Linked DNA regions of Homo sapiens: region 1 is linked to region 2. The links are chromatin loops, found by intact Hi-C in ENCODE. Cell type or tissue: PC-9. All regions are shown on one strand. Links, peaks and the distances in the headings refer to the core of each region. The heading gives the core; the rest is flanking DNA.

Evidence for each region. A loop is a pair of places that touch in the nucleus more often than their neighbours do. Peaks named below come from ENCODE experiments on the same cell type or tissue, not always from the same donor. Only the 100,000 strongest peaks of a DNase experiment are listed, where the experiment ranks them.
Region 1: it touches region 2 in a loop (12-fold over the local background); 7 of 110 quality-filtered maps call a loop at or near these places.

Annotation. Positions count from the first base shown.
Region 1 is chr10:29,249,116-29,264,506 of GRCh38, forward strand. No RefSeq gene overlaps it. Among named protein-coding and RNA genes, the nearest start is that of LYZL1, 32 kb to the right of the region's middle. In PC-9, for the core only: no CTCF peak of the experiment used is centred there; DNase peaks (open chromatin) are centred at 5,646, 7,566 and 8,236; H3K4me3 peaks cover 915 bases; H3K27ac peaks cover 2,350 bases.
Region 2 is chr10:29,133,794-29,149,184 of GRCh38, forward strand. No RefSeq gene overlaps it. Among named protein-coding and RNA genes, the nearest start is that of LYZL1, 150 kb to the right of the region's middle. RefSeq lists enhancers at 6,572-7,072, 7,073-7,573. In PC-9, for the core only: no CTCF peak of the experiment used is centred there; DNase peaks (open chromatin) are centred at 7,388 and 8,198; H3K27ac peaks cover 1,496 bases.

The DNA.
Region 1 (15,391 bases), core at 2,496-10,495, 110 kb after region 2:
TTGAAGGCTTGAGGCTGGTGTGGGTGTGTCAGAACGCCCTCCCGCTCTCTGCCCACAGGATTTCCATTGACGTAGGTGGGACCTGGATTCCAAATATGTGACCCCAAATAGGTCAGTAAAGGACGCCTGTCACAAAGGGAGATCTGTCTTTAAAATTTCAGCATGTGACAGTTCACAAGGGAGAAAGTCATAGAAACCCAAATATTGGATTCTCTGCTCTAATTATTTCAGTGAATGGCCCTTAATGAGAAAAGTCATTTCACAGCAGGATCCGTGAGTTTATGTCTGGAGCCATAGTGATGTTTCACCAGTGAAAATCTCTTTCTACTTTGAGCTTTTGAAGACAAAAGAGATGAATGCAATGTGGACATAGCTTCAAAGCTGTACAAGGATCCAGCAAGACAAGAGAAATACAAAATGCATCTCGGGTCAGTTGAATGCATGTTTAGGATTGCCCATCTGTCCGTCTCTGTTCACATCTTGACCTACGCTGTGTTCCTCTGCGTGGGGTTGGATGCCAGGTCCCCTCTCCATTGATGGGTCCCACAGGTCTTGATATAGTTTGAATGGTTGTCCCCGCAAAGCTTATGTTGAAATGTGATCCCCAGTGTTGGAGGAGGGGCCTGGTGGGAGGTGTTTGGGTCATGGGGTGGGGGCAGATCCCTCATGAATGGCTTGGTGCACTCCATGGTAATGAGTGAGTTCTTGCTCTGTTAGTTCACATGAAATATGATTGTTAAAAATATTCTGGCACCTCCTCCTCTCTCTTGCTCCCTCTCTCACTATGTGACACACCTGCTTCCCTTCTACCATGAGTAAAAGCTTCCTGAGGCTTCACTGGAAGCTGAGCAGATGCCGATACCATACGGCCTCCAGACCTATGAGCCAAATAAACCTCTTGTCTTTATAAATTACCAAGCCTCAGGTATTCCTTTATAACCATGCAAAACAGACAACCACAGGTCTCAAATATCATTTCATTTTGGGGGCTTACTTTGTGGTCCCAGTAACATGAAAGTGTCCCTAGTAAAAGGGAAAAATGAGCAGATGGACTTGTTTTAGTGGGACAGCTAGTTCCAAGCAGCTTTTGAGAGGAGGGAGGAAAGGGAGGGAGAGGTTGGAATGCGTGGAAAGGAAGAAGCCTAATTAAAAGCCCTTTGTATTTGAACTTGGGAGAAGGGTGCTCTAAAGTGAGCCAACAGGGTAAGTTTCCCCTCCTCCCAACTTGGCTGAGCATTAACCCTGCAAGTGGCTTTCAAAAATGTTTATGAGGCTGAGATTTTTCCATTCACTGTGACACCTACCACATCCTAAACAACATGATATGTTGTCATGATCTCACTTGATTCACCAACCATCCTATGAGACAAATGTTAATGGCCCATTCTCTGGCTTAGGACATGCAACCTGGGCAGGAACACTGGTTTGTCCAATGTGGTGCACGTGGTGAATTAGGCAGCCTGTCCTCCCACACAGCACAGCACAGTGACACTGGACACACCCAAAGGCCAAGGGCCATCTGGTCCAGAGTGATGCAAAAAGTGATCCCAGGCACCCTCCAGCATCAGCCCCAGTCATCATCCCCCAAGAAGGGGCGACAAGGAAGGCTCGGTTCTTATCCCCACTCTCATCAAGCTTTCATGGTCCCCGCTGAAAATAAAAAAGCAAGTTGCTAGCATTGGATGCCCTGAAATCAATAGCAAAAGAAAAGAGACCCTCTCTGTCTGCCAAGGAGCTGCAGCCAAGCCTCCTCCTCTGTCCTTCCTTCCACACCAGTCATGCCCCTGAATGGAAACCTGGACTAAAGTCTATGTCACTACACCCTCTGCAAATGTCCAAAGCTGCCTGCAGAGGCAGGGTTCCTCGTGAAGTTCCATGTTGGAAAACTCCCATTTGGGGGAGCAGTGTTAGACCCAGTTGAGCCACTTATAAGCTGTTGCATCAGGTATTTGATTAATATATGTTCTGCTTTAATCAGTAAACAACTTACATTTGTGTAGTACTTTAGAGTTAACAAAGGAGTTTTATTCCTCACCCCATTATATCCTCAAACAGTGATGACCATCAATATCCTGATTTTATAATTGAGGAAGCCAAGAGGTGGAATGGGCAGCCTTGTATCACCTATTCGAAAAGTGTCAAGGTCAAAATGGGAATCCACATATGCTGGCTTTTAAAAATTATTACTAGATTTTTCAAACATAAGAAGAGTAGAGAAAATAGATCATGCTCTCTCATGCCCATCACCTAGCTTGAATAGTTATTCATCGGTTTCCAGATTTACTTCGTCTATTTTTGTTTTGTCAGGATTGCTTTCCAGACATCCTATTATTTCACCCCCATGCATCTCTAAATGTAAGAACACCCATGCCTTCTGGCTGCAAAGCCCATGCTCTGCTCACTACTTCATAATGTCCCCGGGGAACTCACTGGCTTCACCTGCACCTGCTGGGGAGGGAAAAGCTGGATGAGATGAACTCTGAGGCCCTTCCTGTTCTGAAATTTCTGGATTCTGGTTTTTGTAACCAAAGCAACATTCACCACAATGGCTTCTGTGTGCTGTTCTCACCTCACCTTTTGTAGTCATTCCCCCTCCCATTGTTGACTCTAAGACTTTAGAGCTCATCAGCAGGTGAGCAGAGAAGCAAAGTTGGGGTGATTGACAGAAATCAGATCAGAGTTACCTGGTATAAAGAGACTGAGCACATCCTTCAGGTGTCGACAAAGTGGGATCCCCAAAACAGTTTGGAAAAGAATGGATGTGAAAAATTACAAACACACTACTGAAGTCATTATCTAAAGAAAATAAGAGCTTGATTGCTCTTTATTGTATTTATTGTATATTTTTATCTTGAATTTCTAGGAGCACCATAACACTTGCAGTATCTAGAGCCTCTAAAGGACCATCCTAGCTTCCATCAGTATAAAGAATTGAGAATTAACCAAGTCACTGATTAAGAAAATGGAATTCCAGCAGTGTGGTCAGGTCGAATTAAAGACCCTAGGTGTTCAGAAATTGGAGGAAGGATGTTCTAAGGCAAGCAGACAAAATAAGTTTCCCCTCCTGACAACTTGGCAGGGCATCAACCTTGCAAGTGGTTTTTTAAAGGTTTATGGAGCTTAGATGTTTCCATGTGCTGTGACACCTATCACATCATAAACAATGTGATGCACTGCCGTGATCTCACTTGATTCACCAACCATTCTAGAAGACAGGTATTAACAACCCCAAGTTGTGGATTAGAACATTCAGGTTGGATATGGTGGCTCATGCTTGTAATCCCAACATTTTGGGAGGCCAAGGTGGGAGGATCACTGGAGGCCAGAAGTTTGAGACCAGCTTGGGCAATATGGCAAGACCCCATCTTTACAAAGAGTAAGACAATTAGCTAGTTGTGGTGATGTGTGCCTGTAATCCCAGCTGTTGGGGAGGCTGAGGCAGGAGGATTGCTTGAGCCCAGGAAGTCAAAGTTACAATGAGATACGATCACACCACTGCATTTCAGCCTGGGCAACAGAGAAAGACTCTCTCTCTCTCTCTCTCAAAATAATAGTAACACTAATAAAGGCATTCAGCCTGAGAGATCAGTTGAATTCCAGAATATCCTGGGTATGTGTTGGGAATAGGGAAACTCAAGTGTGAGTATCAGGTGTTGTCACAGTTGCAAGACGGTAGCTAAGCCTGACTTGATCCTTACAGTCCCTGAGGCAAGTCCTCTGTCTGGGAAGCCACCTCAGTACCTCTATCCATCCTTACTACCTTTGGCAGGAGCATCTAAGAAGCTTCATTCATCCTGTGTGGGTACACTTGGGGCACTGCCCTTAGGGGCTTTGACCCAGAGTCCCCACGTCCAGGGCAGGGGCAAATTGAAAGCTCAGCTCAGTGCCTTGGCTGGCTGGGCTGGAAAGCGTGCTGCAAGCCTGAGCCTATTCCAGCCAATGGACTTTATACCACGCAGAGAATCCATACCAGACGCTGTCTTGAAGAATCCAGTCCCAGGGAGCAGTTTATTGATCTGGCAGATGATTAAAAGACAGCAGAGATGAGCTCAAGTGTTGCTTTGGTTTTTCCATCCTGAGAGTGAATCTGACATCTCCTTGGGGGATCATCAGCCCCGTCTGCTGCAGAAGAAGCAGATGACTCCTCCGTGCAGCCGAAGGTCACAGGAATGTTCGAGTCAACGTCTTCTGGCTCAATTCTGTTCGCAGCGAGACACCCAGGGGAGCGTCACGTTCGCCCCAGGTCTGGAGCATGCCAACGCCTTGCTCCAGATCATGTCTGTGCCAAGAGAAGTCCATGTGCATTCATCCCACAGGCTCGCCCTCTCCTCTCTCCTTATGGGATAAAGAGAATGATCACAGCACAGCCTGTAACGTTTTATGGCTGCTCAAAGAGAAAAGGGGGAAAAATAGCTTGCATACGTTGCAAAGAGAGCAGACCATTTTCAGCAATAGGGAAAAGGGATGGAATTTGGGCTGAAGTCAGCTGGAGTTGTCATTTGAAATAGACATCTCTGCTGTCAACCCTTGGATGACCTAAGCTGTGCAGCAGATGACTTGGACTTGTCACTAAGTAGATATGCTGTGGTTTTAGGAGAAATTACAGCAGGTGAAATGCTCAGGCAGCAGATTATTTACAAGCTGTTTCTAATGCGGGAGTTTCTACAGCAAGTGGTTTCATGGACAAAAGTATATATTAAATGGCTCGTGTAATTGCCCACATTGGCAGTGAAATATAACCGGGTTGGATTTCAGCAGGACACCTATAGCAATGAAGCATGCTTCAATCTGATTAAAAAGTGAACAGCTCCTTACTGGGACAAATTATACACTGCCCAGGCCAGCAAGAGGAGAACCTGAATAGCAAATGAATCTTGACAATTAGCTTCTTCAAAGCAAACTTCCCATTCATCCACTTCCACAGCTTCTGACACCCCTTTGGAGTGAGACGTGTATGTTCTCCTATAAGTCACAGCACACCAGCTCAGAGTTACCAAAGCTGATTCTGCTTTGGAAACCTTGAACAAAAAGAAGAAAAAGGAGAATATAAGGAGAAAGAAAGGGAGAAGGAGGAGGAGAAGGAGGAAGAAGGGGAGAAGGGGGAGAAGGAGGAGGAAGAATAGAAGGAAAAGAAGAAGGAGGAGAAAGAGAACAGGAGGAGGAGGAAGAGGAGGAGAGGGAGAAGAGGAGGAGGAGAACAGGAGAAGGAAAACAGGAGGAGGAGAACAGGAGGAGGAGGAAGAGGAGGAGGAGGATGGGGAGGAGGAGGAGGCAGCTCAAGAGCCTGCCATTCCTCAGTTCTTTTTCATAGAAAAACAGAAGGAATAAGAGAGAAGAAGAGGGAGAAGAGGAAGACCTTAAATCCCCTTCTTTCCTTAAAAATTTCTGCAAAACTTGGCCTGCAGTAAATATGCTCTGTCCCAGAAAAGCTCTGATCCACACAGTTAGATTGGCTGCACGGAAGGGAACTTCCCCAGACATTTTTATGGGGACCAGAGGATAGATAAGCTCCCTGCATGCTCCCCACCCCCAACTTCCCCAACCCTTGCACTGCTGGTTTTTGTCAAAGATAGTTGTAGTTACAGCTCATTAATCATCCGTCACCCAGACAGACTCTGACAAGAATGCTGATAGCATCAGGGCCCCCAGGGAGCAGACCACAGAGGCAGGACGAGGGGTGGGGGTGACGTTCTCTCCAGCCTGGCCCAAAAGGCCACCAGCCCCAGAGCCTGCCATTTCTCAGCTCTTTTTCACAGACTGAAAGCTCATGCCTGACTCAAGCTCAGATCAACTGGGCGAGATCGCAGACAATGGGTTCTTTGCCACCTGAATAGTAACAGCACTCCCAGGCCATCTAAAAGGTCGGCGTAATTAAAACAACCAGAAGCAGTTGGCGTCCTTTGTTAAAGGCATTCACTGGGGCTGGGCATGATGGCTCATACCGGTAATCACAGCACACTGGGAGGCTGAGGCGGGAGGATTGTTTGAGCCCCGGAGTTTGAGACCAGCCTGGGCAACATAGGGAGAACTCACCTCAAAATTTTACAAAAAGGCATTCACTGTGGCTGAATTGTACTCTGGGTCTGCAAATTAGTTTTCATTTATCATTACATCAGCAGTGTGATTCTGTTTCTGGATGCCAGCTGGAACCATCTGTGATTTAAATAGCGTGTATGCACACACACACTCATATATTCAGAGAAGGATGTACATCCTTTATATATTAACCCTAATTTCTGAACCCAACACTGGGACATCTGGTATGATAAGCAAAAGTAATATTGTTTTATCTGGGAAAAGTTTATATATCAAAGAAAAAATCAGTGGATAAAAAATTGAAATCCAATGCACCCCAGACGAGGAATTTGGATAAATATTTTCTTCCCTTCTAAAGAGATATACCAATATTAAAATCATGTCAGAGTAAGACCCAGCTCTAGTTTTTAAAGAGAAGCTTCTTAATTTGTTCACAAGTATCTGTAAGTTGCAGAGAGGCAAAATGTATTGCATTTTATAGGTGAAAATTTGGAGGCCATAGAGATTGGATGCCCACTTCATGTCACTTGGGGAAGTCTCATTCTGTGACACCCCATTTAATACAAATTCCATTAGCCACCCTGTCAAAGACACTCATTTCCTTCCTCAGACACTGACTTTAATGGATGTAATGTCACATTTTGGCATCTGGAAGACCTTATTTCCTTTGCCAGTCCTCTCTGTTGGGGAGATGTAGGGAGAGAGGGAGAGAGCCTGGACAGTAGGGGTTGTGAGGGGTTGAGATGGTGAGCTTTGTTTAATGTGCTCAATTGCCCTGATTTGGGGGTCAGGACCCACTACTCGAAGTTAGCTGGGATCTTGTAAATTTTCTGAATCAGACTAGGAGGGTCTTGTGTGACTCATGGCATGTTTCCATTTCCAATTAAAGGAAAGATTTCAGGGGTGCCTGTAGCTCAACTCCTTCTTTTTGTTACCCCACCTTCTCCACGAGCCAATCTAATTTCCAATTTATGAACCGTGTGTCCTACGGAAGGACCGCAAACTTCAAGAGGGTTTCGCCCACAGTCCCACCTACTCAGCTTTACTAAATGTCATGAAAAGTTTGTTTCCAAGCAAATCCCAGTAATTCATGTAATTGAAACACACAGAAGCTTGTCTAGAAACAGGAACATTGACGGAAGATGTTAGGCAAAATATTAAGACAGCCAAAGCTGCTTACTGAGATGTGCAAGTGACTCGCAGGGGGACAGACATGCCACTTCAGCACCAGAAGGTTTTAATTTAAACAATATGATTCCATGACCACCACCCTTACCCAGTCTTCCGCCTTCCCACACCTGAACTCCAAAGAAGTTTGAATGCAAGGGGAATTTAAATAAAAGTGTTCAAAGGAAAAGGCATTGAGAAACGCTCAAGTGGACAAGTGTTTTGTTTGTTTTTGTTTTGTTTTTATTTTTGCAGAGGTTTTCAGAAATGTAACTTTCATTAGTGCCCATGTGAGCTGTCCTGCCTAAAGCCAGCTATTGAGCAAGTTGAGTAAATCCCCCTAAGGTAGGAAACAAAGTCCTCTCTCTTTACATTAAAAGGAAGAAAAATTTAACAGCAGAGTCCAGACATACCACAAGGCTCGCTTCATAAATAAAGGGTTTTATTTAGGAGATAAGGTGAACTCTGGGGATCTGTAACAGTTCCTTTCTGTGAGATAAATGCTATGGCATTTGTAGAAAATAAAACTCTCAGAGAAACCAAGACTTTTCTTGTCAAAACAAGGAGATTATTTTCTAGCAACTAAGTTCATTCTCTTTGACCTTGCCTGCCATTAGGGTAAAGGAGATAATAAAAGAGAAAGGGGGAGATTGAATCAGATAGCTAATGTGCAAAGAGAATAAGACAGATATTTAAATATTTCTGGAGAATTCTGCTCCAGTGAGATGCTTTTAGAAAAAGAAAAAAAAAAAAAAGATGCATTCTCCATTGCTCCCAACTGGATTGCAGAAATAGCACAAGATTACTTGGAATCACGTTTTATTTTTATTTACGATCTGGAGTGGGAGGTGATACACGAGGGCTGACTCCTACTCCACAGCTGCACTCTCCGGGTTCTGGAGCTGAAGACATGGCGTGCTCTGGGGGGAAAGGTTAGCGCTGAGAACACATTGCTGTTTCTTGCTCGGATGTGCTGGCAAGAGGGGCCCTGGCTTTGCCTTGTAAAAGTAGCTCCGGAGCAAACCATTAGCACATCTAACCTCAATATTTTGAAATCCAGAAACAACATTGAGTCATGCTGGTCATACTATAAAGTTTTACTGCATTTTTTTAAGAAACAGAGTCAAAAACAAGCTGGGGATCATGTGAATTATCTCTTTACATGTGTCAAGCCCAGGAATTTGGCACATGGATCAAAATGATGGAATGGAGCAGGGAAGCCACCAGGAAAGTGTCATTAGAGGAAAAATCACCCTGGCTCCCGGGAATGCATGGCACTTTATCAGGCGGGGTGCCCCTTGTCTTAACCACATACCTGGCACAGTGTCTGATCTTTGGAAAACTACAGCTATAAATACCCTTCGTCCTGTACTAAAAATAGAGACTCTTTAATGTGAAAGAAGCCAGAGGAAAAAAGGATCTAGTGACATCAATGTGTGTCCAGTGTCTGTGTCATCCTGGCCATGTCTCTGTGAGATGGTGAAGCCAGGATCTTAGTGTTTTCAGGAGAAAAATGAATGAATGAACTAATCCCCTTCTGGAGAAAACTCAGGATGTGTTGATGACTGGAACTCCTTGTCAACTTTTCCCAGATGCTTTCATGAGTTCGAGGTCAATCTTTTCTGGGAACAGTCCAGCAATTTCACCCCAAGTGTCAACTTTGTAAAAATACTCGGTAGACAAGAATCCAGGAATGGTTCCTTAATCTATGGCACCCAAGGCCAAGAGAGCAGACAGTTTTCCCAGGCTGCTCAGGGTTGACTTTACTAAACCGACCATAATTCATACTAACACCTTGAATAATGAGGAGCTCTAAACACATGAGAAAATCCAATAAAGTATTTTAGAAGACAAACAAGAAGACTAGCAGTAGACTTGCAGTGCCAGGTGCTATTACAAAGCTGCAGTAATTAAACGAATATGCCAGTAGCCCCAGAATGGACAAAGAAGTCAATGGACCAGAGTAGAATGTTGAGACCAGATCCCCCCAAATTCAGTATCGTATGATAAAGGTAGCAAGGTCATTTAGAGGGGAATAGATGATTACTAAGTTGTGCCAGGATAACAGGTTGACCCTAGAAAACACGAAGTTAGAGCTTTACCTCATGGTTTACACCAAAAGAAATTCCAGATGGACTAAAAAAAAAAAATAAGGATTTAAAATAAAATCATCAAAGGAGAAAATTTAGTTGTTTGTATAGCTGTTTTACGAGAAGAGAAGGTTTTCTAAGCACGACACAAGAGGTAGAAACCATACTAGAAAAAAACGACCAGTGGGGGATGCAAAACAAACCTTCTCTACATCACACACACACACACACACACACACACACACACACACACACACAGAGAGAGAGGAGAGAGAGAGAGAGAGAGAACAATGTGTAAAGGAGGTGAACATGCAGTTCATAAGAGAAGGCATACACACAGAAGATAAAACCACGAAAAACCTCACTAATAATCAAAGAAGGGAAAATTAAAGCCATCTGTTATGCCAGGCATGGTGGCTCACACCTGTAATCCCAACACTTTAGGAAGTGGAGCCAGAGGATCGCTTGAACCCAGGGGTTCAGGACCAGCCTGGGTGACAAAGCCAGACTCTGTCCCTACAAAATAAAAATAAAAAAATTAGCCAGGCATGATGGCATGCGCCTATAGTCCCAGCTTCTCAAGAGGCTGAGATGGGAGGATCGCTTGAGTCTGGGAGGTCAAGGCTGCAGTGAGCCATGATTATGCCACTGCACAACAGCCTGGACAACAGACTGACACCTCATCTCTTAATAACAAAAGCCATGAGTTGTTATTTGGTTCTTATCAAATTGACAAGCATTTAAAATAATGCTAATGCCCAGATTGGGCAATGTAGAAAGGCAAACCCTCTCATACCCTGTGGGTGAGAATATAAAATGTGTTCAAGGTTTTGTAGTTATTCTACTGTATTTGTCCTACTGTATTCTTTTCTAAGATAATTTTTGAATGATCACCCTTCTCTAATATAAAGCTCATGGTGCTGGTATGAATGACCCAAAAGTCCAGATTGAAAGGACAATTCAGTGACATCAAAGCCATTTTCCTGGTAACTGGAGCACTGGAATAGTCCTGTGGCCATCATATGTTGTGGTTGGGCATGGCAGCTACCGCTGGCTGGCTGTCCCAACCACCATGTGTGAACCTCTTCCTCCTAGTTCATTCTGATCATAAAAGCTATAAAAATCTCAATACTTACTTTCCACACCTGTAGCCGTGGTTGACCATGTGATGTGAATCTGTACAAAGAGTTGTAAAAAGAAGTTTGTTATAGCTTCTGGGACAGTCTTTGCTTTTGTCTCTGGGGGCACTTCTTTGTTTCTTCCCAACGTGACTGAGGAGGTAAAGCCTGGAGCAGGGGCAGCCATTTTGTGACTGTGAGGCAAAGTCAAGAATATCATAGAGACTTTAGCCCCAACACTGAGAACCTTCTTCAGTCCTCAGTTTTCTTGTTGTATAAAAAAAAATGAACCCATATTTGTTTAAGATAACATAAACCTAGCTCTCTACTACTTGGTAGCAAATAGCATTTTTAACTGATTGAGAAGTTCACAACTGTTAGAAAACATAACATAAATATACAATATATGTTAAATCCCTTAATACATAAAAATGGGGAAAGAGTATGCATTTAGAAGACATTTGGCAGAGGCACATTTTTATTTTTTTAATAAGCATACTATTTGGAATAAGATGCTTACATTCTAGCAATATCGTTAGCTCATGAACAGCCATGCCTGAACATTCTGGATGAATAATCTTTCACTAAATATCTAAAAAGCTTTTAAAATAAGTCTGGTATTAAAGTAACAAAAAATAATAGAAACAAAATATACATTCAAGAATGTTCATTTTAACAGTATATTGTCAAAATAAAAAGGGAGGAATTCAAAAACCTAGGTGTCTAACAATAAGAGATTGGTTAAATGAATAATGGTAAATCTATAAAATGAAGTCATATGTACCCATTAAAAATAATGTTGTAGAGGAATATTTATTGGTATAAGAAAATTGTCACCATATAATTAAGTGAAAAAAGAACCTACAAGATAGAATAAACAGTACATAATTATTTCTGTTACTGAAGACTGAGACCACCTTAATCTTGCTTCTCATTGCATTCCCAGTGCCTAATACAAAGCCTGACACATACCAGCGGTGCTTTTATTTTTTTTTATTTTTTTGAAACAGAGTCTCTCTCTGTTACCCAGGCTGGAGTGCAGTGGTGTGATCTCAGCTCACTGCAACCTCCGCCTCCTCAGTTCAAGCAATTCTCCTGTCTCAGCCTCCCGAGTAGCTGGGATTACAGGCGTGTGCCACCACGCCCAGCTAATTTTTGTATTTTTAGTAGGGATTGGGTTTCACCATGTTGGCCAGGCTGGTCTCGAACTCCTGACCTCATGATCTGCCCACCTGGGCCTCCCAAAGTGCTGGGATTACAGTTGTGAGCCACCAGTCCTGGCCTTAATTTTTTTTAATGAGGCTGGGTGTGGAGGCTTATGCTTACAATAACACTTTGAGAGGCTGAAGCCAGGAGTTCGAGACCAGCCTGGGCAACATAGTGAGACCATGTCTCTACAAAAAATTTAAAAATTATCTGGGCATGGTGGTGCACACCTGTAATCCTAGTTACTCAGGAGGCTGAGGCAAGAGGATCACTTGAGCCCAGGAGTTCGAGGCTGCAGTCAGCTATAATCACACCACTGTACTCCAGCTTGAGTGACAGAGCAAGACCCTGTCTCTAAAAATATGTATATATAAAATGTAAGTGAAAATTGCATTAAATGAATTAAAATGTGAAATATACTACATTGTTGCTAGTGTTTTTCTTTCTTTTTGCTTTTAGCTTTGAACATATACATATATCCTTTTTCATATTTTCCACTGATTTTTGCATTCAACATCTATGACTTTTTTAATTAGGAAAAACTTAAAAGACAACTCATGAAAGGAAATTTTCTTTTCTCCGATGCCGCTTTTCACCATTGTATCCAGAAAGGGTATGCAGACTTTACTACCTGAGGCCCCTTCCTGACATGTGTGGTCTTCGCGGGTGTGGAAGTGAGCGTGCGCCAGTTTGGAGCAGGCAGGCTGATTCCTCAGGGCCATGCTTCTGCAGGGACGGCCACAGTCCATGGCTTTCCCCATTGTCCACTCAGCCCTGGCCCTCCCAGGGATCTGCCAGCTGATCCCCGGCTGCTACTGACTCCCCACTGAGGGGCCACCAGAATCTCAGCCTTTCTGTGTCACCACCCTCCTCTCTCTATACCTCATGATCTATGTCCTCTCATAATCTATTCTCTGCTTGACAAAGTGACAACAAGCTATCATGAACAGATGTTATTGTTGTTGTTTTTGAGACAGGGTCTTACCCCGTCACCCAGGCTGGAGTGCAGCGGCATAATCATAGCTCACTGCAAGCCTCAGCTTCCTGGGTTCAAACAATCCTTCCACTTCAGCCTCCTGAGTAGCTGAGACTACACGCACATGCCATCACACCCAGCTAATTTGATGAGGTCTCACTGTGTTGCCCAGGCTGGTCTCGGACTCCTGAGCTCAATCGGTCCTCCCACCTCTGCCTCCCAAAGTGCTGGGATTATAGGTGTGAGCCACCATGCCCAGCCTGTTTATTTATTTTTGCTTTTTAAGAATTCCTTCCCAGGGTAGTATTTGCAGCAGAAAATATACCTGGTATATCTGAAATTTAGCTAAAATGGCAGAATGTGATAGTGAAGTTGCCCTGTGGAGGCTCTAGATGGATTTCAGGTTCTAAGACATTGGGTTGGTCCCAAGTGTGAAGTCCAGACCAGGTCAGTTCCTGAAGGGCAAAGGCAATTTTAATGGAATTGGAGTAGGACCATGGAAAGTCAAAACACATTCTGCCCCCTTGACCCTATTTCTACCATTGCTCCTTTGAAGGTAGCTCTTTTGAATGTGCCAGTGGAGAGAAATCTCATTTCCCTCACTGACAGAGGTCTAAGACCTAGAGGACAGTATTGGTTTTTCTTCTTCTAGAGAGCAAGTTCAGACATTGCTGGGAACACCAGCTGCTCAAGCCCATCCTTTGCCTCTTACTGACCTTTCTCCATCTGCCTTTTCACCCCAGACTCCCTGCACTCGACATTTCCCAGTTATCACTCAAGTACTAATTGTCAAGGGGGGCCGCCTCATGAAAACCCCACTCTTGCCATCAATATTACTTTTAAAAACACTCCCTACACACCTGACCCTTCTCCTCCTTCCAACTCTGTGGTTACAGGCAGTAAGAGTTTCCACCGTTGCCATGGTGCCATTTTGGAAATCTTGCACCTTGGAGCAGAAGAAAATAAAGAAATATTTCAAAAATGAAGGAAACAATCAAGGTGGAAAGAAGAGGAGCAATACAGGGATGCTGGGGAGAGGGGATGAGTGGCATCTGGAATTCTGCCAGGTGTTGGTAAGGAGCTCTCTCAAGGGTTTCATAAAAATGGCCCCAAGTCACTGAAAGTCAGCCAAACACTTGGCCATCCCAGGGCCTCTCAGCTTCAGCAGCAGCCAACTCCACTGCAGCAGCCATCTAAGGTTGAAAAGGGACAGAGACTTGAAACTGGTAGCAACTGATTGCCCAGAGGAGAAGGAGGAAGAGAGAGAGAGAGAGAAAAGGAAAGAAAGAAAGAGAGAAAGAGGGAAAGAGAGAAAGAGAAAAAGAAAAGAAAAGAAAGAAGGAAGGAAGGAAGGAAAGGGAAGGGAGGGAGGAAGGAAGGAAAGAAAAGAAAAGAAAGAAAGAAAGAAAGAAAGAAAGAAAGAAAGAAAGAAAGAAAGAAAGAAAGAAAGAAAGCTGTTTGTTTCTTCTTCCACTCTCTCAAATGCTGGCCACAGATTACATACAGCCTTATGAAAAGCCTATGGCTTCCCATCTCACAGAGAAAGAGAGAAGGGGAGGGAGGGAGGGAGGGAAGAAGGAAGGAAGGAAAGGGAAAGGAAGGGAAGGAAAAGGAAGGGAAGGGAAGGAAGGGAAGGAAGGAAGGAGGGAGAGAGGGAAGGAAGGAAGGAGGGAAGGAGTTATTTGTTTGTTTCCTTCTTCCACTCTCTCAAATGCTGGCCACAGACCTACAGCCTTGTGAAAACTCCATGGCTTCCCATCTCATGCAGGCAAACCTGGTGAAAATTCCCCACACTCCTGTGCTCCACCTCTGTTCCCAACCCATGGCCCAGCTGTCTGCCCATGTGACACTTGTCCAAGGTGCTCTCATGTGAACAGCGACTTCCGCCTACAGTTCCTGGTCTTCTCTCTGCACCGTGCTATCCTCAGGGAAGAGTTCCCATGAGCTGCACCCTGAAAACAGACTTGAGAAGGGTGGGGGCCTCGTCATGGAGTAGAGGTACAGACTTTTCCTCCAGCGGCCATCTAATAAGCAGCTACTATTGAGGGCGTTATGCTGTATGCCGGGGCAGAAAGATGAACAAGGCATGACTCTTGCCCTCAAGAGGCCGACAGACCAATGTGCCCAGTTGCCATGTCACAGCTGTCTGTGGACACAGGCCCTTCTCAAGGAGGAAGATGCCAAGGTATAGAGCAACCGAGCAGACTGCTCATGGGGGTGCAAGGTTAACAATTCTGGTTCATTTCTCATGCCAACGTTGAATTAAGCAACATAAATGGAGGAAGTGGGAAATGACACCAAGAAATACTAAACCTGGTTTTCATCTCCTCTTGCCTATTTTTAAAAAATATGTGTTATATGTTTATACACTGTTGGTGGGAGTGTAAATTAGTTCAACCATTGTAGAAGACAGTGTGGTGAATCCTCAAAGACCTAAAGACAGAACTGCCAACCCAGCAATCCCTTTATTAGGTATATACCCAAAGGAATGTAAATCATTCCATCATAAAGACACATGCATGCATATGTTAATGGCAGCACTATTCACAATAGCAAAGAAATGGAATCAACCTAAATGTCCATAGATGATAGACTGGATAAAGAAAATATGTTACATATACACCATGGAATACTATGCAGCCATAAAAAATAACAAGATTGGGCCAGATATGGTGGCTGACGCCTGTAATCTCAGCACTTTGGGAGGCCAAGGTGGGTAGATCACCTGAGGTCAGGAGTTTGAGACAAGCCTGGCCAACGTGGTGAAACCCCGTCTCTACTAAAAATACAAAAATTAG
Region 2 (15,391 bases), core at 4,995-12,994:
TTACAGGTGCTCACCACCACACCCGGCTAATTTTTTGTATTTTTAGTGGAGACGGGGTTTCACCATGTTGGCCAGGCTGGTCTCGAACTCCTGAGCTCAAGTCATCCTCCTGCCTCAGCCTCCCAAGGTACTAGGATTACAGGCATGAGCTACCATGCCTGGCCATAGGAAGCACTTTCTATTCCAGTTGGTAGATAACAGAGACAGCTTATCCTTGCTATGATATCAGCAGATAACAGATCCCAAAACACAGTGCAGATTCATCACGGGGTTTTAAAGTCACAGAGACTTGAATCAAAGTTCTGTCCCCCTCCTCCCATTCCTTAACTATGTATGTAGGACTTGAATGAGCTACTGGAACTCTCTGAACCCTGTTGCCTCATGTTTCAAGTGGAGGCAATAATATTTAACTCATCACTTTTAACTAATGTTTATTGAGCACTTACTATGTGCCAGATACTGTGCTAAGAGCTTTCCATGCATCATTTTATTTTACCCTTATGATTTCCTTATTCTATAGGCATGAGAACTGACACTCACAGCATTCACACAGCATGCCAAGTGGCAAATCTGGAACACAAACATCGCTCTTTATGACTCCAGAGTTATCATCCTGCTGCTGTGAGTATGAAATGGCATAAGACATGTACAGGGTAGGGCTCATAGTAGCTACGGAAAAGAACCAACACTAAGAACCTGTCTACTGTGTGCCATACCCTAGATGTGTTTTCCTTTCCAAGGCTGTCATTTTGCTTGTGCATGCAAGGCTTTTGTGGATGTGACAGTTCTAGTAGAGGATCACAGGGACATGTGCACCTCTGACTAAGATTGTCCTCCTCCACCATGAACACAACTTTCAGAGGATGTAAGTAGAATGGTAAGTGAGGAAGGAGGCAACCACTCATTAGAGAAATATTTTCCATATCAGTCCTTGAAATGGGGCCAGGCACAGTGGCTCACAACTGTAATCCCAGCATTTAGGAGGCCGAGGAAGGAGGATTGCTTGAGGCCAGGAGTTTGAGATCAGCCTGGCAACATAGGGAGACTCTGTCTCTATTAAAAAAAACCTTAAAACAATTAGCTGGGCATGATGGTGCATGCCTGTGGTCCTAGCTACTCAGGAGGCTGATGCAGGAGGATCACTTGAGCCTAGGTGTTCAAGGCTGCAGTGAGCTATGATGGCACTACTAAACTCCAGTCTGAGTGACAGAGTGAGACCCTCTCTAAAAAAACAAACAAACAAAAAAACTTTGAAATGAATGGAGCAAAAGATATCTCAGACAGACCCCATACTCTTCCTAAAGGGATTTAGGTATGCCCCATTTCAGCATGAACGTACGTCTAGAAAATACAAAAGGAGGAAGAATGTTCTGTCCAGTGTTTTATTTGTGCAAATGACGGGATTTCTAAAGCTTTTCAACAACACAACAGTTGGCTGTATTCAAAATCAGCCGATAGTAAGCAGGTACCTTGTCCTCTAAAGGTTTCTAGAAGGCTACATGGTCTGTATTTGGTCATCCTGATTTAATTCCCTATTTTTCTGATAGAGAAGGAATGTCGCTCTCTGTAGAAATATGTGTCCTAAAAGTCCCTTGGCTACTCTGATTGAAAAAAGAAACATGTTTGCAGGACTAAGCTAAGATGTTGAGATAAGAATGAACACAGTGGTCACAACAGATAAACAGGAGGAGGAAAGGAGCTGATGAAAATGGGAATGCTTTCTTTTTTTTTTCTGTCTTTACAGTTGCCTTGCAGAGGCGCTAAACCCCATAACTATGTTTATATTCTGATGATGTAAGACATTGCTTCCAAAGAGATAGCAGTTTCCATAGAGCTGAATCTATGGGAGCACATATTAATCTCTTTTTTATTTTAGGAGGAAGAGAATCACATCACAGAAAAGTCGTGAAATGATTGAAATGTTCTTTTCTGTTCCCCCAAAGCATCATTAAATGTATGTTTCAATCTCCTAATATAATCTGATTAACATATATGCTTGACATGATTCATTAGAATAATGACAATGGGAATTTCCAAGGAACACTTATTCTGTGCCAGGGACAGTGCTAGCCACTCGACATGAATTATTTCACTTAATCTTCTCAGTAATTTAGTTGAGAAAATTGAGACTCTGATTTTAAGTGATTTTTCTAAGGCCGTGTACATAATGCATAGGTTTGAATTCCATGTGTCTTTGACTGCAGAATCCATGCTAGGCCACACCTCCTAGCTCTAAAACAGCAATAATATATCATAAGAAAGGGACCAGGAGATGAAAGGGGGCAGGAATTGGCATCTGCCCAGTACTTGGTCTATATCAGGTACATTACATGTTTTCGCATGCCCAACTTTACATAATTAATAAGTAGGTGAGCTAAGATTTAACACCAAATGGATCTGCTTTCATAGTTCACTCATGTTCCCTCAAGTGGACTTTCTGCCTGATTACTTTAGGTGAGTTTAAAAAAATTAAAATAGGTATTAAAGTTAAATTTAGGGACCACCTAATCCTGAAGCTAACCAAAAACAGTATTGGGAATTAAACTTAAGACACTGATATCCTGATTATCTATTGCTGCATAACAAGTTACCCCAAAGTGTGGTGGCTTTAATATAATAATTTATTATTGTTATTATAATCATAATTCTGTGGATGAAAAACTCAGGTGGAACACAGTGCAACAGCATGCTTCTTTTCTTCTCTTTCGCTGTTATTTATTTATTTAAGTTTTAACTGACACGTAGTAACTATACATATTTATGTGGTAAAGTGTGATGTTTCAATAAAGGCATGCATTGTGCAATGATCAAATCGGGGTATTTAACATAGTCATCACCACATACATTTATCTTTTCTTTGTGATGAGAACATTTCAAAATCCTCTCTTCTAACTATTTTGAAATATACAAGACAATATTATCAACCATAGTCTCCCTACTGTGCAATACAACACCAGAACTTATTCCTTCTGTCTAACTGTAACTTTGTACCCACTGACCAACATCTCTGCATGCCTCAGGATGTCTTGCTTCTGCTCAGCAATGTCTGGAGTCTCAGATGGGAAGACTTGAATGGTTGGGGGCTGAAACAGCTGAAGGCTGGATGGGTATCTCTCTCTTACTCTGCCTTTATCTCTCTCTCTCTCTCACTGTCTCTCTCTCTCCAAAATAGCAAGCTTAGGCTTCCTCACAATATGGCAATCTCAGGTTAGTTGGACATCTTAAACCGCAGCAGAGCTTCAGAGTGTTCCAAGTATTTCAAGAAAAGGAAGTGACATCTACCAGTCTCTTAAGGCCTGGACCAAGAAACGGATACAGTATCATATTTACCATAGTCTGTTGTTCAAACTAACCAAGGGCCTACCTAAATTCAAAGGGAGGGAACAGAGACCCCATCTCTTCATGGGAGAAGTATTGAAGAATACGGAGCCATTTTTAATCCACCACTGCTAAACTTCAAAATCGCCTAAATATATTAATGTCAGCTGACTCACTAACATCAGTATGATAGGCTACATGTTGAACTGTTTTTTTACCCAGGCATTAACCAAACTTGTCAATAACTATTAATATTAGCCTTATTATAGATATAAACCATCATTTGGGCTTTTTTTTTTTTTTACCTATATGTGAAGATCTTAAGGAAGGAATAAAGTAGTATTTACTAATAGTTTACCTACTGTCCAAAAACAGTGTGTTTATAATATTTCATTTAATTCTCATAATTACCTTAATGTGTTATGCCCATTTTATAGTTGAGGAAGTCAAGGCTTAAAGAGATCTAAAGTGGTTTCTAAATATCAGCATTCTTGATGCCTCAAATCGTTTAAACTTTCAGGGTGAATCTTAAAGTTTTTGAAAATTAAAAAAATTATACATATATATTTTGGGTTGATACATAATGTTTTGCATATTTGATGGTTACATGTAATTTAAATGCAACGTACTCTAGTCCACCTAAAACTCCATGGATCCAACACCTACGGATTCTTGAACGTGTGTTTCTAAGTTGTCCATTGTTCAAGTTTCCCGTTTCCATTTAATTCTTGATCCATCAGATCTTGTCTCTAGCTACAGGTCACCGCTTTCCACCTCACCCCACCCTAAATGTCCCAGCTCCCTTATTCATTAATTCCATAAAACTCCTGTTAATACAGGGCTTTCTCGAATATACGGATATAAGTTCTGAAGGTTCGAGGGTAATAGCAAGATCACATTCCACTTGACAGAGAAATGATTTTTAAATGAATGTTAGACAATGCTGTTTTTAAAAACACCAAGGCCATTTCTGTTGCTGGGAATTTCTTACTGGCTGTTCACTCCCACCACGTGTTATAGGCACCTGATATTGCCTCCAGCCTGTTAGTCTCTGGAACTACTTATAGCTTCACCTCACTCCACTCCTCTCCTGGCTGCTGCTATAAACTAATATTCTAACAACACTTTTGTGCACAGCAATTAGGGTCCCTCTTTGTCTTGCCCTGGGCCATTGCAGAAACAGCCTTCACCATCCAAAGAGGTTACTAAAATATTTTTATGCACAATGACACTTCTCTTCCTTTCTACTGTTATCTGCTAGGGAGAAGGTGATACTGCAACAGTTCATGTAATAGATACGCTTTTGAGTTTAGTTTCAATTACAACGAATACTTTTTAAATCTAAAATTCACTTAGCAAATAAAATATGCCCTACACATAGTAGATATTTAATAAATAGGTGAAGTGTGAATTAAAGCAGTGCTAATCAGGAGCCATTATGTTACGTAGTAAAGAAAGCCTCAGTACTTAGTTTCACTGTTTGACCACTAAACTAGCAAAACAATGAATGAAATTCAATGAGGAAAAACATGAAATTGCATTAGAATACACAAGGAATGGTTCAGGGAGCCCAATGAAGAATAGTCAATGGCCATAGAATGAAATACAAAAAAAGAGGGCAAGGTCCCCCAAAATTAGTATTAGTTGGATATTTTTAAGTTTGTTTAATAAATACTTGAAAGAAGATATGTTTTATTTATTTATTTATTTATTTATTTATTTATTTATTTATTTATAGAGACAGAGTCTCACTCTGTCACCCAGGCTGGAGTGCAGTGCTGTGATCATAGCTCGCTGCAGCCTCCAACTCTTGGGCTCATGCAGTCCTCCTGCCTGAGACTCCCAAGTAGCTAGGACTACAAGCACATGCCAACATGCCTGACTAATTTTTTAAATTTTTGTAGAAATTAAGTCTTTCTATGTTGTCCAGGTTAGTCTCAACCTCCTGGCCTCAAGTGATCCTCCCACTTCAGCCTCCCAAAGTTCTGAGATTACAGGTGTGAACCACTGTGCCTGGCCATAAGACATGCTTTAATAAATCCTTCAATAACTTGCAAAGTACTGTGACTGTTGGAAAGTTATTATGACCTAAGAGATTATCTAAAGAACTAAAAGAATGACTGTTCTGGGAATTCAAAGAAATATTAAAATAAGGCAGCTTTGAATGAAGACAGAACAACCCCAAAGGAAAAACAACGGAATCCTTTAAATATATATAAATTAAAAGCTAACCCTTCTTTTAATGAATCTTATTTTCCTCAGCATTCTGTCCTGGTGTGATGTGGCTGTGTTGGCTTTTGCTGATGCCCAAGATGGCGGATCATGGAAACTGTGGTAGAAAGCCACGCCCCATCTTTAGCTCCCTCAACAACAGTCCTTGGTTTACAAAGGGTACACCGTGTGGGCTGCTTTGTGGAAAAGAAGTTTTCCCACAATGCCAATTAAGTTAAATTTGGAGGGCCGAGTCACTTTTTCCCCTACAGCTAAGCTTGAGCCCACGGGAAACCATCTTGATCCTTCCATATAGTGCCTTCAGAATAGAAATCCAAATTGGTTCTGCTACGACCTGGAGTACTGCTGAGATCACTAAACTCCTCTGACCACTCATAAATTTAGCGTTCCCCTTTTCTATGTCAACAAACCCTGGATAATGGTGTTCATTATTTCACTACATTCTCAAAAATAAAGGAGCCCCAACAAAAAACAGTTCTGTGACAAGCTGTAATATAGGAGAAAACTCATTTCCATATTATATTAAGCACACATGGGGGCCTCATGTTCTGTTATGTGCTATCATGACTACTTTGGGGTACCTTTATTATAGAATTCTTAGTTTTCTCAGAATTTTTAAAACTACCAATGCAGAAAGTGAGTGCCATTATTTTTGCCATTATTTTTATTCGAAGTAAATGAAAAAGAATATTTATATACACTTAAAAAGTGCCATCGGGGACATTTTATCTTATAGGAAATCTAGAATATATACTCCCTAGTGCCTTGAGATGATTTTTAAAGAACACATTAATCTCATTAGTCCCACCCCTATGGGTGGCAATGTTTTACTTTCCTTGGGTTTATTTTTAGTATTGTGCTTCCAAATTTTGTTTGGGGATGAAAAAGGTCATATGAAGGCCTTTTTTTGTATTTTCTGTAAAGCATATAAGGGCTCATTGGCTACAACCCTCTTAAAAATCAGTGGCAGGAAAAAAGCAAGTATCTTCTGAAGCAGTGAAATGCTTCCTTTCACTGGAGGCAGAAAACAATGTAACCCATTGTTTTTACTCTTTCCCTAAACTGCAAGGAAGCTCAGAATTAAATTTAATGTTCAGTTGCAGTAACTATCTTAAACTTCCCCTTTTATATGCTTTTTGATTTTCTGTCTATTTTAACAAACTTACTGTGTATGTAACGTTTTATTGAAACCTGCTTAAAATACTTTCTGGCAGAAGGAAGAATGTAAGTTATTCTTTAAAAACAAAAACAAAAACAAGACCCAACTCCAATTACACTGAAATGTGCAGGTTATTTTAGATGTGAGCCCACAGAACAATCATCCGTTAGGTTACTTGGGAGAATTGCCTCTACGTATCCACTCTGTCCTTGTGCATAAACACTCCAAATTGAGAAAAGTAGAAAGGCCATTTTGAATTTGACTTAAAAAAAAAAAATCCAAAAAACAGAGTCTCGTTCTGTCACACAAGCTGGAGTGCGGTGGCACGATCTCGGCTCACTGCAACCTCCGCCTCCCAGGTTCAAGCGAGTCTCATGCCTCAGCCTCCCAAGTAGCTAGGATTACAGGCATGAACCACCACGCCCTGTTCATTTTTGTATATTTTAGTAGAGACGAGGTTTTGCTATGTTTGCCAGGCTGGTCTCGAACTCCTGATGTTAAGTGATCTGCCTGACTCAGCCTCCCAAAGTGTTGGGATTACAGTCATGAGCCACGAATTTGATTTCTTGATGAAAATCTACTTTCTGATATGATTCTCCAATGAACTTTTCCCTTGGGCTTGGAGAGCAAAAAACTTCTACTTTGTTCTCAATTTTTTTTTTTTCTAAGAGATTCCCAAATGATGAGTTAAGTCCAGGAGAATTTTTTGCCTCTGACTAGCACCCAGTATGGGTCCCCGCCTTGCCATATGTGGTTCTGGGTATGAATAACTGGGCAAAAAACTTATTTAAGTCCTCCTTACCAAGGGATGTTTGTTCTATCTGGCTTCTAGTGAGGTAGAAAATGTCATCAAGTTGGACTTTTCAGTTCTGGTATTAGTACTGTTATATCTGATATTGCAAATTCCAAAGGGCTAAAAAAATACAGTCAAAGAAAGCCAACCAAATTGCTTTAAAGCTTTAAAAACAAACATTTGCATTTCAATCATGGGTAAAGGCCTGGGAAAGAGGGAAGAATCTGTGCAAGTATTTAAATTAAATCAGTTTGCCCACCTCCTAACACATTCTTAGACCGGTGGTATATATTGGCGGGATTCTTAAACTTTTTGTAATTGTGTGATAAATAATAGCATGTTCAAATATCTCATGAATTATGATTAGAATCCAATGCTGAAGCTTAACATCCCTTTTGAGAAAAATATAGTCAGTGAATCATTCTTTATAACAAAGAGCTTGGGAAAAAAATTAAGAACAGTCACAAGAGAATTTGGGATATTGGTAACCAATCAGAAGGTTTCAGGAAAAAAACAGTTTGCATTTGGTATAACTTAAGAGACTATTTTGGAAATTTAATAAACCTAGAACAAAGTTATTTGAAACTCCAGTAATGAATACAATGGTTAAATTCCACTCATTCCTGCATCATGGCAGAAATACCCTTATCTCTGAACACAAACCAAAATACACAAAGTCCTGATGCCTATCTGCCAGCCCTGGAGGGCAGCCTGGCAGTGTGAGAAGGAAGAAATCTCTTAAGAGCCTTCTCTTTTACCATATGTGCTTTCTACTAACTCTGTCATCTTTTACTTCATCCAAACTGGAAATGAATGAGCAGGCCTTCTCAGATGGCAGAGGCTACTGATGTTGGCAGTAAATATATAAATGAAATAAAAACAGAAATAACCAAAAAACCCCAACAAATTAAAACAAGCTCCTGAAAGGCACAGCTCCCTTCTACCCTCTCTAAATTAATAACAGACTTATTAGTTCAAAGGTAACTTGCGAGAGGTTAGAGTTTCTTTTAAAAAACCTAAATATAGATTAATATATTCCCCCACCCCTATATTAATACTTTTTACAAATAAACACATTTGGTTTAGCATAAGGAATATTTAAATATAAACAGTAGTTTTCTTACACAAATGTATGTTTTTACAATACTAAATCAACCTCACACCAACAAGAGTTGCAGCACTTGACCATGTTTTTATTGCAATCTACATCCATGATTTCTCCTTGCCATTAGAAGTGGTGTGGAAGTGCTGGGAAGGGAAGAGCGTGGTCCCTTTAAATGATAGGGAACCGAGGAAGGGAAGTGCTGAGTAGGGGAGGGTGTGGTCCCTGGCTAGGGCTCCACCCCCACGGGCCCAGGTGAGGACAGGCACTCCTGCTTTCGCCGGCTGTTGCATTTTCCAAGACCACTGTGGCCCACCATGCCCCCGTCCTGGGCCTATAAAAACCGGAGTCCCTAGCACAACAGAGACACAAGCCGCTGGACGTAGAGAGGAGCACATTGGCGGAAGAAGGCGCAAGCGGCTGATTGTGGAGAGGGCCTCCAGAGGAGAGCGCGGGCAGAAGAGCAGGACAGGCACCCGCTGGCCGGGAGGTCATTGACTGGCAGAACGACGCGGAATTTGGCTGGAGCAGTCGGAGGAGAGCCCAGGACGCCCAGCAGCCCGACTCCAGAACAAAACCATCTCCCTTCTGGCTCCCCCATCTGCATCCTTGCTGAGCCTTACTTCTACTCAACAAAGCCTTACACATTCTCGCAGCCCACGTGTGATCCGATTCTTCTGGTACACCAAGGCAAGAAACCCCAGGATACTGAAATCCCTCTGTCCTTCTGATAAGGAAGGGAGTCTCATTGAGCTGGTTAGCACACGCCGCCTGTAGACGGCAAGCTAAAAGAGCACCCTGTAACACATGTAACACATACCCACTGGGGCTTCAGCTATAAACATTCACCCTAGACACTGTCTTGGGGTCGGAGCCCCACAGCCTGCCCATCTTTATGCTCCCCTAGAGGTTTGAGCAGCAGGGCACACCCTCATCGCACGCCCTGGGAGGGGGACAAGGGAACCTCTTCCATTTCAGAAGAGTGGTGGTAGCTCTTAAAACTGTGATCTGGGTCACTGTTCTCTGCAGCCAGCACAGATGTGTACAGAGATGAAGGCACGTGGTCTGCAGTGACACTCGGGCACTAGGTAAATGATGAGGACATTTACAAATGGTATTCGATAGGTAAATTCATAAGTGCCAACGGGTAACCAGAATTCTATGTCCCAGAAACTGGTGGTGCACTGAACTTTCTCCATTCTCCTTCCAGATCCCCTGTCGGCATTTCTGTCTTCTTTTCTGAGCTCAGGAAGCTGACCTCTGCAGATTGCATCAAGTGGGTCTGAGACCCCTTTCCTTTGGCTTTCTTGCGGTTTCAGCCAATGACAACCACTGTAGCAGAGCAGAGGGGGACTCATTCTGCTGAAAGCCACAGCTCCTATCCGGTGGTCTTAGAGCTTGGTAGGTCCTGTAACTACCTGCATCCTTGCTTGTAGGTTTAAGGGTGGCAGTCACTTCCCTTTTGCTAGCCCCAGAGGGGCTTTACAGAGTCTTGGTTTCCTTGCCCTTACTTTCATATAACCTCCTTTTATTTAAAAAAACTGTTTAATTATCACATTTGAGTGTCTTCTTTTTCTGGCACATGCAGCTATGTAGATTAAAGGGGTAACTGTACTTTAAAAAAAATCAATAAATCAGACTTTTCATTACTTCGTCTGGTCTCTTCCTTATCCCTTTGGTCCAAATGTATTATGCAGTATTGAAATATGGTGGTAATTCATGAGGGCTAATAATCTCATGTATTGAGTACTTAGGTGCTAGAGTTTGGCATGCATTGTCTCATTTAATCTTTATTATTACCCACCTGGAAGATAAGTATTATTATCTCAATCTTCCACACAAGAAAACTGAAGTACAGATGTGTGAAGGAACTTGCCCAAGAGCCCACAGCCGGCAGCCTGTGTGGGACTGGAGCCTGCATTCTTCATTCTCAGTGCAAAATCAAACAGTGAATTCCTGGGGTCAGAGCAGTTGGTCTTAAAGTGGGTCACCTTCCCTGCTTCTACTGGTTGTTTCTCCCTTTCCTGATTGCCTTCTCTCTTCCTTCTCATTTTCTTGTTTGCGACTTTGACTTCACCTCATCACTCTTCACCCTTTGTCCTTTACTCAGCCTTCTACTGTCTCATGAGCTGGATTTTCTCCTCCAGTGCAACACACAGCAAAATATCAACAGCTACAAATTGTTTTAAGAGTCAGTTGCAGCCATTACAAATTAAGCTTATGGAAAGTTCTTAATGGTATGGAAAAGGCGGGATTGTGAATTCCCTAAAGCAGCACTGTCTTGTTCATTGAGCTTTCCAGCAGTACAATGCAGGCACTCAGATGATACTCAATACACAATTTTTTTTTTTTTTTTTGAGACGGAGTCTCGCTCTGTCGCCCAGGCTGGAGTGCAGTGGCACGATCTCGGCTCACTGCAAGTTCCGCCTCCCGGGTTCACGCCATTTTCCTGTCTCAGCCTCCCGAGTAGCTGGGACTACAGGTGCCCGCCACTGCGTCCAGCTAATTTTTTTGTATTTTTATTAGAGATGGGGTTTCACGGTGTTAGCCAGGATGGTCTTGATCTCCTGACCTCGTGATCTGCCCACCTCGGCCTCCCAAAGTGCTGGCATCACAGGCGTGAGCCACCGTGCCCGGCCTCTACACAATTTTTTAAGGAATGCAATAGTAAGCTCAGAAAGCAGGACACACAGTTCCATGCACAGTGCAATCTCAGGAAGAAATCACATGTGTAAAGTGAAGCCAGGGCAGAAATGTGCTTACCTAGTATCCATAGTTGTGTTAAGATAATGGCTTTTCAGGTGCTTATTTGAATGGTTCAACTTTTCTCTAGTTTTCAGATTTTTCACACTGGGCATGTTTTACTTTTTAGGCATAAATGTAACAACAACAACAAAAACCCCAAAGTGATATGGTTTGGCTGTATCCCCACCCAAATCTCGAACTGTAGTTCCCATAATTCTCATGCATCGTGGGAGGGACCCCGTGGGAGGTAATCGAATCATGGTGGCAGGTCTTTCCCATGCTGCTTTCATGGTAGTGAATAAGTCTCATGAGATCTAATGGTTTTTTAAGATCCATCAGATCTCATGAGACTTAAGATCTATGGTTTTATAAAGGCGAGTTCCCCTACACAAGCTCCTGCGTGCCACCATGTAAGACATGACTTTGCTCCTCCTTTGCCTTCTGCCATGATTGGGAGGCCTCCCCAGCCATGTGGAACTGTGAGTCCATTAAATCTCTTTCCTTTATAAATTACCCAGTCTTGGGTTTATCTTTATTAGCAGCGTGAGAACAGACTAATACACAAAGCAAAACGGGAAAAGTTCCACATAACGAGGTGGTAAGCCCTGATTCTCCCCTGGCATGCTGGACTCTGGCCTGTCATTCTCTCTGCTCAACAGAGCCAGACAGGGCCCCGGGCAGCTTACCTACACCTAATGGGCAGCAGTATTATGGAATAGCAGGCATTGAGTCTCAAAGGACCTGGGAGCTTATCTAGTCTGATACCACTCTTCTTATCGCCTTAGAAACTGGGACCCAGCACTGACTTGCTCTACATCAGGTAGTGGGTTCCAGAGAAACACAAGCTAAGACTCCTGATGACTGGGCTTCTCATACAGGGCTGTCACCATTTCTCTTTGCAGCTGTCTAGAAGAATCGTTTTTAAGTGTTGGCATAAGCATTTTCATTTCAACAGGTGTTTAGCTGTGCCTCCCGTTCTTGAGGTCAGGCACTGTTGGAAAGACACAAAAGTGTTGGATCCCCAAGGTGCTAAAGTAAATGAAGCACTTCATAAACACAGTAGGACCTCTTTCCCTGGAGAGATGGAAAATAGCACACTAGTGAGGTGGAAGCATTTTCCCTGAAAAAAATTTTTCATTTAAATCTAGACACAGTGTCTGGCTGGGGTGCAATGGCTCGATCATAGCTCACTGCAGCCTTGAACTGCTGGGCTAAAGTGATCCTCCCATCTCAGCCTCCTAAGTAGCTGGAAATACAGGCTCACACCACTGCATCCGGCTAGTTTTTATTTTTTTATTTTTTGTAGAGATGGAGTCTCATTATGTTGACCCAGCTGGTCTTGAGGTCTTGACCTCAATGATCTTCCCATCTTTGCCTCCCAAAGTGCTAGGATTATAGGCATGAGCCACTGTGCCTCACCCTGAAAAGTTTCTTTTGGAAATCTCCAATAAAAGCCAAGAATATCATACTCCAGGGCAGTCTTGGGGTGGTCTGACTTGACCTAAGAAAAGTCCCTCCAGAAATGGACAAACCACATGTCTGAATAATCTTCCCTTTCTGTTTATGCATTGAATGACTTCCCCATGTGAAGCATATGCATGCTGCAAACACAACAGTGAACAAATGCACTGACACTTGTGCATGAATATATAATTACAAAGGGTGTAAATGTCATAAAGGAAGATACAGGCAGCATGGAGAGTGCTCAGCAGGGAATCTGCCCCAGGGTGAAATTCTAGGAATTTCTTCCCAAGGACTTTCACTTTCATAAAGGATGTGTAAAATATGGGGAACAGCATCAAGGCAGAGGGAATAACGTGCAAAGGCTCAGAGGTAAGAGGAATTTGGTATGTTGGAGAAAGTTACAGAAGACAAAAGACTCAGATCATTCCTTTGGAATGCCTGATTCTGAGCATCAGGGCCTTCTGCTGTTTTGCTTGGGTGTTTTTGTTTATTTTCTTTCTTTCTTTTTTTTTTTTTTTTTTTTTACAGAGTTTGGCTGTGTTGCTCAGGCTGGAGTGCTGTCGTGCTGTCATAGCCCACTGAAACCTTGATTTCCTAGCCTTAAGTGATCCCCCCACCTTGGCCTTCCAAAGCATTGGGATTACAAGCATGAGCCACTGCACCTGTCTGTGTGTTTTCACTGCAAAATGTACCTCTGGCAATTGAAAGTGCTGGCTTGATGGCATTTGGAGATTACATGTAAAGAATAATGATTTTTAACTTTGTCATCATTAACATTAGTCAGTATTTCAGGCAATAATTGAGTCACTTTAAAGATCACTCCAGGTTCATGCTCACAAAATCTATCAATAGCACATGGAAAGGCATCTTTTTTTCCTCTAGTAAGTGATCATGCATGCAGTTAATCTGGAAGGGTTTTAAATCCTTAGAGTAAGAATAATAAGAAATCAAAACTCAAATGTTTTACACTACTTGGAAATATTGTGCCTCTCTTGAGTTTAATCCAGTTGATCTTGTTTCTTGGGGTAGAATTAAAATATAGGTTTTGCAAGAGCTTTCATGTTCAATCCATATAGCGAGGTCATAGACCCTAGAATCCCCAGAGAAGATAGGGCTAACTAAAGGTTAATGATAGATACAAGTGATCTCAATTTTAAGGCAGATTTATCTATGAAAGTGTAAGATGCAGAGGTAGTTCATGAAACCTGACTCCTCGTGTAAGTATCTTGTTAACTTTTCAGGAATGTCAAAGAAACTATTGAATTTTTGGAAATGGGACAAATAGCCAACACATCTCTCATTCAACATATATCCCATCCTTCCCCACTTCACGTTACCTGCAGATGTGGTGAGAATGCCTTGTACATATCACCTAAGTCACTGATAACAGCTAAACAGGGTAAAACCTAAAACTAAGAATGTATCACTAAAGTAACTATCCTGCAACTGGGCATGTTGACTCACACCTGTAATCCCAGCACTTTGGGAGGCCAAGGTGGGCAGATCACCTGAGGCCAGAAGTTCAAGACCAGCCTGGCCAACATGGCAAAACCGTGTCTCTACTAAAAATACAAAAAAATTAGCCAGGCATGGTGGTGGGTGCCTGCAATCCCAGATACTCGGAAGGCTGAGGCAGGAGAATTGCTTGAACCTGGGAGGCGGAAGCTGCAGTGAGCTGAGATCGCGCCATTGCACTCCAGCCTGGGCATCAAGAATGAAATTCCGTCTCAGAAAATAAAAAGTAACTATTCTGCAAGAAGACAGCCGTCAGCATCATTCATGTCCTTTGTTCTCCATCAGCTACTAATGCACTTAATTATTTTAGCTTTCAATCTGTATTTCTCTATCTTGTCTACAGAATAACCCAAAATATACTGTCACACGCCTTGCTGAAGGTCAGACTTACCTGTTTCCTGACCATCTGTCCAGTCAGATTGTCCAGTCAGCTTGCCCAAAATGGAAATTAAAGTGATTGGACTTATCCATCCTTAGTGAATGCTAATTGATTTTTCTTCATTTTATAAGATCCACCCTTTTCTTTAGTAATCCATTTTGAATCCTGCCCTCAGTGTCTGGGTTAAAGACAACCTTACCTTAAATCTAGAGTCTACTTACATTTTTATGTGGAATTAGAAAGTGCAGTTTGTTGACATATTGGTTTTTATTGGCTTTCTATTTGACCGTTGGCAGTTTTAATCAGAGTTATTCCAAACTCTCTATAAATTGATTCAAAAAATATTATTATGCAAATTTGTGCATGTCTAATATAAATATAATCACAAGTTTGTCATTCAAGGACATTTATGGTTTACCCAAATAGGTTGTGACAAAGGCATGAATATATACACATACCTTTCGGTAAGTTAAATAAATTTTGCCCTGTATATTCCCATATCTCCTCCCTTACTCTTCTGCAAGGCCTTTCCTTGGATTTCCCAGCTTTCTCTGGAAGCTCTCGAATACCCAGGTTTTGACATCTATTTCAAGCCTTCGATGAAATCATTATGTTGACCTAACTGAGGAATTTTCTATGCATGCATAATCATTCAGCATTAATGTCTCAATCAAGACTTCTTAT